2 separate regions of the Homo sapiens genome follow, and region 2 is linked to region 1. Evidence: chromatin loops called from intact Hi-C (ENCODE). Cell type or tissue: ascending aorta. All regions are shown on one strand. Links, peaks and the distances in the headings refer to the core of each region. The heading gives the core; the rest is flanking DNA.

The links. Peaks named below come from ENCODE experiments on the same cell type or tissue, not always from the same donor. Only the 100,000 strongest peaks of a DNase experiment are listed, where the experiment ranks them.
Region 2: a loop joins it to region 1, with 2.6 times the contacts of the local background. A loop is called at or near these places in 2 of 110 quality-filtered maps.

Annotation. Positions count from the first base shown.
Region 1 is chr20:23,059,728-23,065,101 of GRCh38, forward strand. No RefSeq gene overlaps it. Among named protein-coding and RNA genes, the nearest start is that of THBD, 13 kb to the left of the region's middle. RefSeq lists a silencer at 2,505-2,799. In ascending aorta, for the core only: a CTCF peak has its summit at 2,608; DNase peaks (open chromatin) are centred at 2,124 and 2,554; H3K4me3 peaks cover 691 bases; H3K27ac peaks cover 3,323 bases.
Region 2 is chr20:22,761,472-22,766,845 of GRCh38, forward strand. No RefSeq gene overlaps it. Among named protein-coding and RNA genes, the nearest start is that of LINC01747, 79 kb to the left of the region's middle. In ascending aorta, for the core only: no CTCF peak of the experiment used is centred there; a DNase peak (open chromatin) is centred at 2,300; H3K4me3 peaks cover 623 bases; H3K27ac peaks cover 3,070 bases.

The sequences.
Region 1 (5,374 bases), core at 197-5,196:
TCAGGCAGTTGTTAACTGTCTTTCTAAAATAATTTGTTGCAGCCAGTGCCAGGGAAAGCAGTCTCCCTATCAATAGAAGAAACCTCAAACTGGGGATCAGCAGCTTCCAGATAAGATCTCAGGAGCTGGGTAAGTGGGCTCAAGCTTGTGCATTAAGATGCAAAATGACAGAGTTTAATTGGTATATGACCTTCTAGGGACATTTGACTGGCAAGGGAAGAATGCTTGAAGTGAGCATGTGTACAACTCCAGTAAACAAACTGTGCTGGTAGGCCACTGAGCATGTGGACAGCCCATCCCAAGGGAAGAATCAGGGGAGAAAGGATGCAAGACCCCAGAAGTATGCCAACACATAAAACCCCAAGTGAAAAAGTCAAACCACGCACTTGTATTTCAAGTTGGCCACTTGGCCCTCTTCCAAGTGTACTTTCCTTCCTTCTTCCCTGCTCTAAAGCTTTGTAATAAACTTTCAATCCCGCTCGAAAGCTTGCTAGTCTCTCCTTCTGCCTCTCAGCTGAATTCTTTCTTCTGAGGAGGCAAGAATGGAGGTTGCTGCAGACCCATATGGATTTGCTGCTGGTAACATCATTATCTCTGAGTTGAAGCAGCATGATTTTTACTTTCTTCTCTTTCTTATATTTTCTACATGCATTTATTTTATAAGTTAAAGGCTCCACTCCTTCATTAAAAAAAGGTAAAATTATTTTTTGATAATTGAAAATTAGTCAGTTCAAAGTAATGTGGCTGGTAATACACATCGCATTTTTGCAGTCTCTTGCAAAACAGAAGCTATTCTGACTCCCTTGTAGCTCACTAATTTTCAAGAATTTAATAAAAATCTGCTGCCTGAAAGAGCCGCTCCTGTCATCTTGAGAAGGCTGGGGTCTTTGCACCCCCTGAGTTCAGTGATTGCTTCCCCAAAAACACATTTCACAAGAGGATAGACTTTATCACATGGGTTCAGCCGGGCTGTGTCATAGAGACCCATCCCAACTCACCCCATGTTATTACCAGTGAACTACTGAGATGCTAAATCTTTGGCTTCTTGGTTTGAGTTGTGGAAGGACAGATAAACAAAAGTGCCTGCTAAGACCCAGATATCTGGAGGAATTCTGTGGATGCCCTAGAGCAAGGTTGACGTGCCGTGTCTGTCAAGGGCAAGAGAGTAAACATTTCAGCTGCAGGCCTTTCAGCCTCTGTCATAACCACTGAACTCTGCCTTTGTTGTGTGAAAGCAGCAAGCCTGGTGGAGCCCCACAAAATCGGTTATCTACTGCCAGTAGCAAACCTCCCCAAAACTTAGTGATGAGAGCAATGAATATTGAAACCCTGGTTATCTGACCAAGTCAGTATTGGACAAATTTGCACAGAGATCTTTTGGTGATTTGCAGAAGCTGGTGCAGGCAGACTTCTTATTTTCATCAATATCTAGCTCCATCAGGACTGAAAACTGCAGACTAGCTACTCTAGACTTCTGGTGGCTGAGAACAAGCCTGCAGGATGGCTTGACAGCTCTGGGTAAACTGTCTGAGAACATCTTCAGCTTGGGCAGAACAGCCTTCCAGGAATGAAGATGTCACAGAGAGCAGGGTGCTGGAGAGGGCTTTACTCTGAAGTAGGGGCGGCCAATATTTGATCCCATCATTCAGAAATCCCTCTTCTACCCACAGGCCTGGCAGTGACTGAGGCTCCATCTAGCTCTGGGAGAAGAGGAAGGGAGTGGCTTCCCACTGGGGGTGCCTCAGACCTCGCTTACCTCCACCCATAGCTGGTCCACCCACCATGGGTGCTCAAAAGTAGAAGGAAGGATGGGGAAACATTCAGTCCACGTCCAAATCATCGAGAAGACTTTTCAGATTGGGAATAATTCCGAAGCCAGATCCCAGCAAGGCACTGCCAAAAAATGGCTCTCTGGGGTTTATTTTCCTTTGGAAAGGACTTTTGGGACATACGGCAAGAGGGAGCTTTCTGGGTCCCTTAAAGGGCCCTGCAGGAAAGAAGGGCAGTGGGACGCATTGTCTGTTCTCCATAGACAATAGGGCAGACTGCTTCCTCCTTGGGACTGGTAGTTACGTTTATGTTTCTGACAACCAGCTGGCCACTGAAGAAGCGTGGAGCCAACAGCTGCAAGGGATAATTTTGGCAGCATCACCCACGGTGCAAATTTAAAACTCCAGCTGGTTCTACTGCAAGCAGAATAAACACAAACAGCTGATAATAAGTAAATTCAGAACTTGAAATATGCCAGAGACACTTTATAGCCCTCTGTTTTCTCCTAGTGTGCACTCTTTGTGCTCTCATCCTGTGGTCTTGAGCGTGAACATCATTTTCATATTTTATCTTGCTATCTAAAAGTTTTATTTATTTGGGAAATAAGTAGGCTCTGAATCTGGGGGGAAAATAGTTGTCAAGAACCAAATATTTGGCTTCCTGTTTCCCAGAAAGTGTTTGCTGCTGTTTCCATTTCTGGCCCAACATTTTTCCAGAGTTGAAAATGTCATTTAAATGAGTCAGTCCCCGGGGCTCAGAAGCAATGATAAAGATGTGGACATGGCCCCAGAACGTTGGAGCACTGCTGCCTCTGGTGGACTGAAGGGCAGCTGGCATTAAAAACAGGATGTTCCTGCTGTGATACAGGCAGAGGAAGAAGAAGGGTATGCAAACCAAGGCAGTCCCCTGCAGCCTTGCCCCTCAGTGTGTGGTCCCAGACCAGCAGCATCACTGCACCTGGTAGCTTGTTAGAAATGCACAACCTCTGACCCCACCCCGACCTCCTGCATCAGAATCTGCCTGTTGACAAGGTCTTGGGGAAAAGGGTATTGGGGAATTTGCTGCACACACACTCCGCTGGGCAACCCAACGGCCTCAATGAGACCAGCCTGCACAGGATTCTACCTGCCTTCCCCTACCTTCCACCACAGTTTCAATGATCCTCTTAGGAGTATGAAAAAGGAGTGGCCAAGATTGTCAGCATCAGCTTTTATCTTCTCTCTGTGAACACATATATCACTTACCAACTTGTCAGAAAGGCAGATTCCTGGGCCCTAATTCAAACTTCCTGAATCAGAAACTCTGGGGATTGGGCCCAGCCCTGTGGGTTTTAGCAAGCTCTCCAGGGCATTCTGATGCACAGGTTTGAGAAACAACTGGCTCATTGTATGTGAGGCATGAATGAAGTGGCCTCCCAGGCTCTGCTCACATCCTCACTACCCTCATCTCTTCCTCCTGGGCTTTCCACCTTGGGTCCTGGCTCTACCAACTCTTCCTTGGATCCTGAATCTACAGTTTCTACCTGCATGGGCACAAGTATCACAAACCTTATCCTGATGGGATAGTGGAACTCCACCTTCAAGCCAAGATAAATGTAATTTGTAAAATTTTTGCACAGACAGGAGGTGCAGAGGACATTGTTATCATGAAGCTGAAAGTCATGCAATAGGATGGAAAGGAGGAAGACTGAAGGAATCCAAGATGCTAAAAGTATTAAGAATTCATAGCCCAACCTCATACTGTTGGGCTATGAGTATGTCAACCTCATACTGTTTTCTGCAAAGAAACAGAGATAATAAGTGCTTTAGGTTTTGCAGGCCACTTGGTCTGTGCTGCTGTAACAGGAGACCAGCCGCAGACCATATATAAACGAATGGATGTGGCTGTGGTCCAATAAAACTTTGTTTACAGACTTTGAAATTTTCATAATTTTACATGCCATGAAATATTTTTCTTCTTTTGATTTTTTTCTGACCATTAAAAAAATGCAAAAAAGCCATTTTTAGCTCACGCACCATACAGAAACAGGCAGTGGGCCAGAGTGGGCCTGCAGGCCATAGTTTTCCAAACCCTGCCCTACAAACATTAATAAAGAAAAAAACTTAGAAGATGCAGGACTTGCTTATGAAAACTTCCTCTACTTCAAAAAAGATATATATAGAGAAGAAAAAAACCCAACCACTAAGAAGCATTGTATTCAAATGCAAGAGACAATGGTGGGAAAAGCCCTCTTTGTCTTGTTTCTGTCCATTGTGGATGTTTCTTGTCACTGTTGTGGAATTATGGTGAGTGAAAGAGAGGGCGTTAAGAAGGAAGAGAAGAGAAAGGAAAAGCAAAATACAGTGAGTATTTAGGAAGTTGTAGAAGGCAAAGTAAGGACTGAAATGACCACAAGCTTCATATTACAAGGAGAGAGAAAAATGTGGTTCTGTTCTTTCAGTTAAAGAGAAAAACGCTTCCACCTTACTCCCCAATAGAACCACAGATCTCAGAGTTGGCTTGGCTGAGACCAGGCCTATTGGATTCTTGGCTTCCGGTATCATGCAGCTTCTGGTAAGTCAATGTGTTTGACATTCCTCCACACTCTAGACTCCCCAGCTCCCAAGGAAGGAACACCACCTTTCATCTTCCAGGTCATTTCATTCTGCTATGAAGGTGTTTCCATCTCAAAAATTGGTAGTTCATATAAAGCGGGCAAATGGGCGCCATAGTCACCACCTTACAGACACTGCACTCATTTACACACCATTTTGCATACATTTGTTCTGACTGCTCTTCAGTGAGAACTTCATTACTTTTATATTACAGAATTGTTATACTTTTAAAAAACTTTAAATATCGGTCATTTGTAGTGAGCAGCTTAGTATTTTCCGTGATGGAGTGTAATAGTTTTCCATTGCTGCTGTGGTTAAAAACAACACAAACGTATCATCTTAGAGCTCTGGAGGTAAGAAGTCCAAAATTGGGGCACCATCAGGGCTGCTCTCCTTCTGGAGAATATAGGGGAGGATCCTTTCCTTATCTGTTCCAGAGATCACCTTTATTTCTTGACCTGAGGCTCCTAGCTCCATCTTCAAAGCCAAGAGCATACACAGCATCTTCTCACCTCTCTCTCTGACCTCTGCTTCTGTGTCACATCTCTAACCCTTCTGCCTTGATATTCCATCTTTTAAGGACCCTGTGATTGCATTGGGCCAACCAGGCTGAGTCATAGAGGCAAAAGCCAATAAAGGATTAATAACAAAACCAAAGGGAAAAAAATCCTTTGACAGAATTGCCCTAGCATGTCTGGTTTAGCACGTGAGCAAATACAGCATTTGGGCTGCGTCTTATGAAATCTTAATGGCTTGTGAATGAAATGAGTTAAAACTATCAACCATCTCTCGCTGAACTGAGCTTAGTGTTCCCACTTAAGAAATTCATTTCTGAATTTTATTAAATTTTTAAAATCTCACTAAAACTATAGTCCTGTCTGCTGATTTCTAGGGTAGATGGCCCTGATGATGTAATAAATCCTCTTCATCAAGAATGTCTTGGTCATTTGTATTTCTGGCACTGTAGTCCTCACAGTAGAGCATCGGTCCTTTGTCATCTAAACAAAACT
Region 2 (5,374 bases), core at 84-5,083, 300 kb before region 1:
TTTTTTTTTAAGATGGAGTTTTGGAGTGCAATGGTGCGATCTCGGCTCACCCTAACCTCTGCCTGCCAGGTTGGTTCAAGTGATTCTCCTGCCTCAGCCTCCTGAGTAGCTAGGATTATAAGCAGGCACCACCATGCCTGGCTAATTTTGTATTTTTAGTAGAGACGAGGTTTCTCCATTTTGTCTAGGCTGGTCTCGAACTCTCGACCTCAGGTGATCCGCCCGCCTCTGCCTCCCAAAGTGCTGGGATTACAGGCATGAGCCACTGTGCCTGGCCAGAATCTTCACATTCTTTAACCCATTTGATTTCATCTGAGCCAGTTTGACTCTTTTACACATTTGACAGTGCAAACTGCAGCACAAGAGAACTCAAGTGTCACCAGGCAGTTGGTAGTGGAGTTTGGTCTCCTGATTCCTGGTGTAGCAGATTTCCCACCGGAACCACAGGGCAAGACACAGTGCCAGGCCCCGAGTTCACCTGGATGGGGAAAGGGAAAGTGAGAAGTCAGGGTGGTCAGGAAAGCTGCAAGAGATGGGGCTGACCTATCTGCAAACATAAACAACCACAGGACTGTACACGTTGAGAGGGTGAATGGTATCTCAATAAAGTGGTTAAAGAGAGAGAGACAGAGACAAAGAAACAGAGACAGAGAGTCCGAGAGAAAGAGAGAGAGACATAGAGACAGAGAGAGACACAGAGAGAGGGAGACATAGGGAGAAACAGAGAGAGAGATATAGAGACAGAGAGACACACAGAGACAGAAAGAGAGAGACACAGAGACAGAGAGAAACATAGAGACAGAGACAGAGAGACATAGAGACAGAGAGAGACAGAGAGAGAGAGAGACAGAGACAGAGAGAGACAGAGAGAGAGACATAGAGACAGAGACAGAGAGAGACATAGAGACAGAGAGAGACACAGAGACAGAGACAGAGAGAGACATAGAGACAGAGGCAGAGAGAGACACAGAGACAGAGAGAGAGAGAGACGTAGAGGCAGAGAGAGACAGAGCACTGGGGCAAGATGAGCTCCCACCGCCACCCCAGGAAGGGGCAGTCTGTGTCAGCTTCATTTCCTGGGAAGTAGAAATGTTAACCAAGGGAAATGGATGTTTTCTGCAGGCAAAGAGAAGGTCCCAAAATCCTCAAATTAATCATGCCCAAAGTTTGCATTATATAAAAGCAACACCTAACATGTCAGTGGATGTACAAAGGCACCTGGAAGGCATAGACAGGCCCAGGCCTGTAGAGTGTGCCCCACAGGCTGAGAGAGGCCACATGGCCAGGGAAGGGTGGGGCAAGACAAGGCCTCATGAGGGCCTGGGCAGGTCTGCCTGGCTCACAGCTGTGTCCTGGGGTCACCCCCGGCTGGGCACTTATGACACACTCAGAATGTGGAGTGTGTATCAAGGGGACAGCGTTCCATGTGGAAAGGGTTTGATCCCACAGGGGCAGGGAGCAGAAATATCTTCAAGTTGGACCACCATACTTTAATGTTAACAGACATCAGTGCCAGAGAGTCCTGTTCTAATTCTCTGACTTTCCCTGTCCTCCCTAATCAGGGGAAGTGGAGAGATGGCAGACTCCAGATTCTGGGAGCCCTGCATTCCTCTGTGCTCAGGACCCAGCACTCAGGCTGGCACCACTGTCTATTTGTGTCTGTCTCTCTGTCTGTCTGTCTTTTGTTGTAGCGGTTCTTTCGTTTTAAGTGAACTGGTTTCCCCAATGTGAGCAAGAAGAAATCCTACATGAAAAACATAAACGTCTTAGCGTGGCCAGATGAGACCCCTACACATCCCAAGGAGAGGCCGGGTGTGTCAGCTCAACTCACCAGGAAGTGCCTGGAGTGATCTCTGTGCCTTTATTCAAATGCCAGAGAGTTCACCGGCAAAGCATAACTTTGAGAGAATTTCTGAATCATTCCCAACAAGTGAGAAAGTGCAATTTAATAGAAAAAATTCCACAAATGGAGAGAATGCTGCTGAGCCTGTAACCTCAGACAGTGTCATGCCCAGGCCCCCATCTCTGGCCCCACGCCCGTGTGCCCACAGCCTGCCTGCCATGGGAACCCCCCAAATACCTTTTTATCCTGTTACACCCTGGGTTGGGGAAGGGAGTGGTGGTGGACTCTCCTGGATAGACTCAGTACCAAACCCTCTTGACCCAATTCAAAGGGTGGGACGGGATCGGAAGCAGGAAAAGAGCCATGGGTCAGGCAGCCCCTGGATAGATAGGTAGGGAGGGCCTGAGTGCCTACTGCCCCGTGCTGGGCGGTTCCAGGAAATTCCAGGCTGGCCAACCTAACTGGCTGCTATTTTAAGAGCTGTGCTGAGGCAAACCTAGAGAGAAACTCAGCTCAGTAAAAGCAAGACAATTGTATCAGAGAAGGCAAATCAGGCCACTCGAACTGTCCCACACCTTCTGGGATGAAGCCAGGGGCACAGGACTAGGCTGTGACTGTGATGCCCCTTTGACAACTGACCAATAGTTCATGGTCCCCCTAGAGCCTGGGCCAAGCCCTCAGCTCCCTGAAGTACCCACTTAACAGAAGGAGGAGGCTGTATGTCCCTTGGGATGGACTGTAGACACCAGTGCCCCCTTTAGATGGTCAGCAGTGCCTCCCAACCCAACCCATCATATATATATATATATATATATATATTTTTTTTTTTTTTTTTTTTAGATGGAATCTCACTCTGTTACCCGGGCTGGAGTGCAATGACGCCATCTCAGCTCACTGCAACCTCCGCCTCCCAGGTTCAAGCGATTCTCCTGCCTCAAGCGATTCTCCTGCCTCACCATCCCAAGTACCTGGGACTACAGGCACACACTACCACTCCCAGCTAATTTTTGTATTTTTAGTTGAGACAGGGTTTCACCATGTTGGCCAGGATGGTCTCGATCTCCTGACCTCATGATCCGCCCACCTCAGCCTCTCAAAGTGTTGGGATTAAAAGCGTGAGCCACCGTGCCCAGCCCCAACCCATCATCTTAATACCATGACTCTGTAGAGCAGAAGTTCCCAAATGAGGTGGCCCCACTCGGGTTCACTTTCCTGACAAGTCCAGGATGATTGCTCTGATCTCAGGGCCATGGTCACCTGCTGTCCACTTGCAGACCTGGACGGCGTGAGGCCTGGGTCTTCATCTGGTGATCCGGTGTCACTCAGCATCACTCATGCCTCCTGGTGGCTCCTCCCTTAACCATCAGATGAGGTGTGGGGGTGAGCAATGTCCTGTGACCTTGCAGTCTCTGGGTGCCCAGCTTGCCTGTGTGCCTGTGAAAGGCTGCAGGAAGCAGGGGCTGGAGGCTCAGAGGTACACGTTCTGGGCTCAGTTCCCCTTTGATTCAGAGGTTTCAGGCCCTCCGCAGGACCAGGGATACCCAGATCCCTTTAGTACATGAGAGCTCGGTGTGTTGTGGAAGCTGAAGGAAGCTGCCCTGGGCTCTGTTTAGGGGCTGGATCAGGCACTGTGTATGTTAGAACAAGAGGGCAACTTAACATGTGACTCAGGAAGCACAGCCGCTCCCTGTCCACCCCCACCATCACAGGGCTGGTTAGGAGGAGGTGCTGAGATGCTGTCTTGGAGTTGGTATAGGACATGGGTGAAGATCTGGCTACGGCCACTTCCAGCCACTGTCCCTGGCGAAGCCATGCAGCCTTCCTGGGCTTTTGGGTTAGCATCTTTGAAATGGACGTGACTATATCAGGCGGGCGTGAGCGGGCTGCCTCCTGTTTGACTGGTGCTCTCCTGACGCACAAGAGGGAAGCTCTCAGTGGGGCTCCCAGTCGTTGGCACTCCATGGGGTGGGCTTTGCCAGAGCATGAGAGGAAGACACCACAGTTCAAAGTGGATTCTCGGTCCCAGTCCCAGGCTCCCACGATGTGGTCAGAGATAGGGATGAGGTCAGCAGAGAGGTCATGATTTTCAGAGTTGGTGAGGCAAGCACTGAGAAACTAAGTTCAACGAGAACAGTGATGGATTTTAAAAATAAAAGGAAAAAAAAAGAAAGAACAGCAAAAGAAAGGCCGGCTAATATCCTGAGAAGATTTGCCATGATTAAGGAAAGGATTTAGGCTGTAGAAAAGTTGTTGACAGATGTTCTGCCCTCAGGACTATATTTGGAAAAAGATACAAGTGAAACAAAAGAACTGTTGGGTTCAATAATGTTGTAAGTTGCAGATCATTTTAAAAAGGAAAATGGATTTCGCATGTGCCTGGGGTGGGAGGAGGGGCGGCAGAAATGCAAGTAGTTATTGTGTTTCAGTAACGTTCATGTACTTTTCCTCTGACTTTCTTGGGGTGCTGGCTGTCCAGGGCCTCTGCCTTGATGGTGGACTTAATGATGTCTCAAAAAGGAGGCCTGGCCCCAGGCTGCCTAAATATGACATGTTTGTTTGGTCTCAGACAACTCACTGTTCTCAAACTTCAGTTACACTGAACATGAGACCCTTTAAGGGACATGGATGTGGCATGATGTGGTGGGAACAAGACTGATTGGAAAAGTTGGGGAGAGTTTGTTTCAAGTCCTGGTGAGGTGGGATAAATGAAGCCCTCTGTCTTCAATCTGGGAGAGAGCTGAGAAAATATAATATTTCTCTGGAACTGGGACACCCATGTTGGGTGGTTAAGAAATACATCCAGGTAATCTGGGGACCAAATTTCTAAGACAATAATGTCACGGTTCCTCTTCAAAAGAAGCAGAAAGAGCTGTTGCACCCAGAGAAAAAAATACTAGCATTGGAGGGGTGGCTTTCGTCTTGGGGAGCAATGGAAAACAGGCTGTGGCTCCAAAAGTCAGGAACTAAGTGAAGATTAGAGCACCCAGCCTCTTCTCTTCCTAAGGCCAGACACCACCCGTATCCCATGTGGACGGCAAAGCCTGAGCCAGGCATGTGCTATTGACCAGACGCCACCTGAAATCCAAGTAGATGGCAAAGCACCAGCGAGGGTGTGCTATTGGCCAGACACCACCCAAAACCCATATGAACAGCAAAGCCCCAGCCAAGCATGTGCTATTGACCAGACACCACCTGAAACCCATGTGAATGGCAACATCCAAGCAAGGTGTGTGCTAGTGACCAGATACCACCTGAAACCTATGGAGATGGCAAAGCCCCAGAGAGGGTGTGCTATTGACCAGGCACCTCCTGAAACCCATGTGGACAGCAAAACCCCAGAGACAGTGTGCTAACCAGATACCAACTGAAACCCGGGTGGGTGGCAAAGCCCTAGCTAGGCATGTGCTCTTGGCCCTGGCCAAATTTGAGGAGCCTGCTTTGGAAGCCACAGGAAAAGACTGAGGAAGGAGTGACCCGGAGCTTCCCAATGGAAGCAGGTGGAATCCCAAATGAGCCAGCTTGAAATGGAAG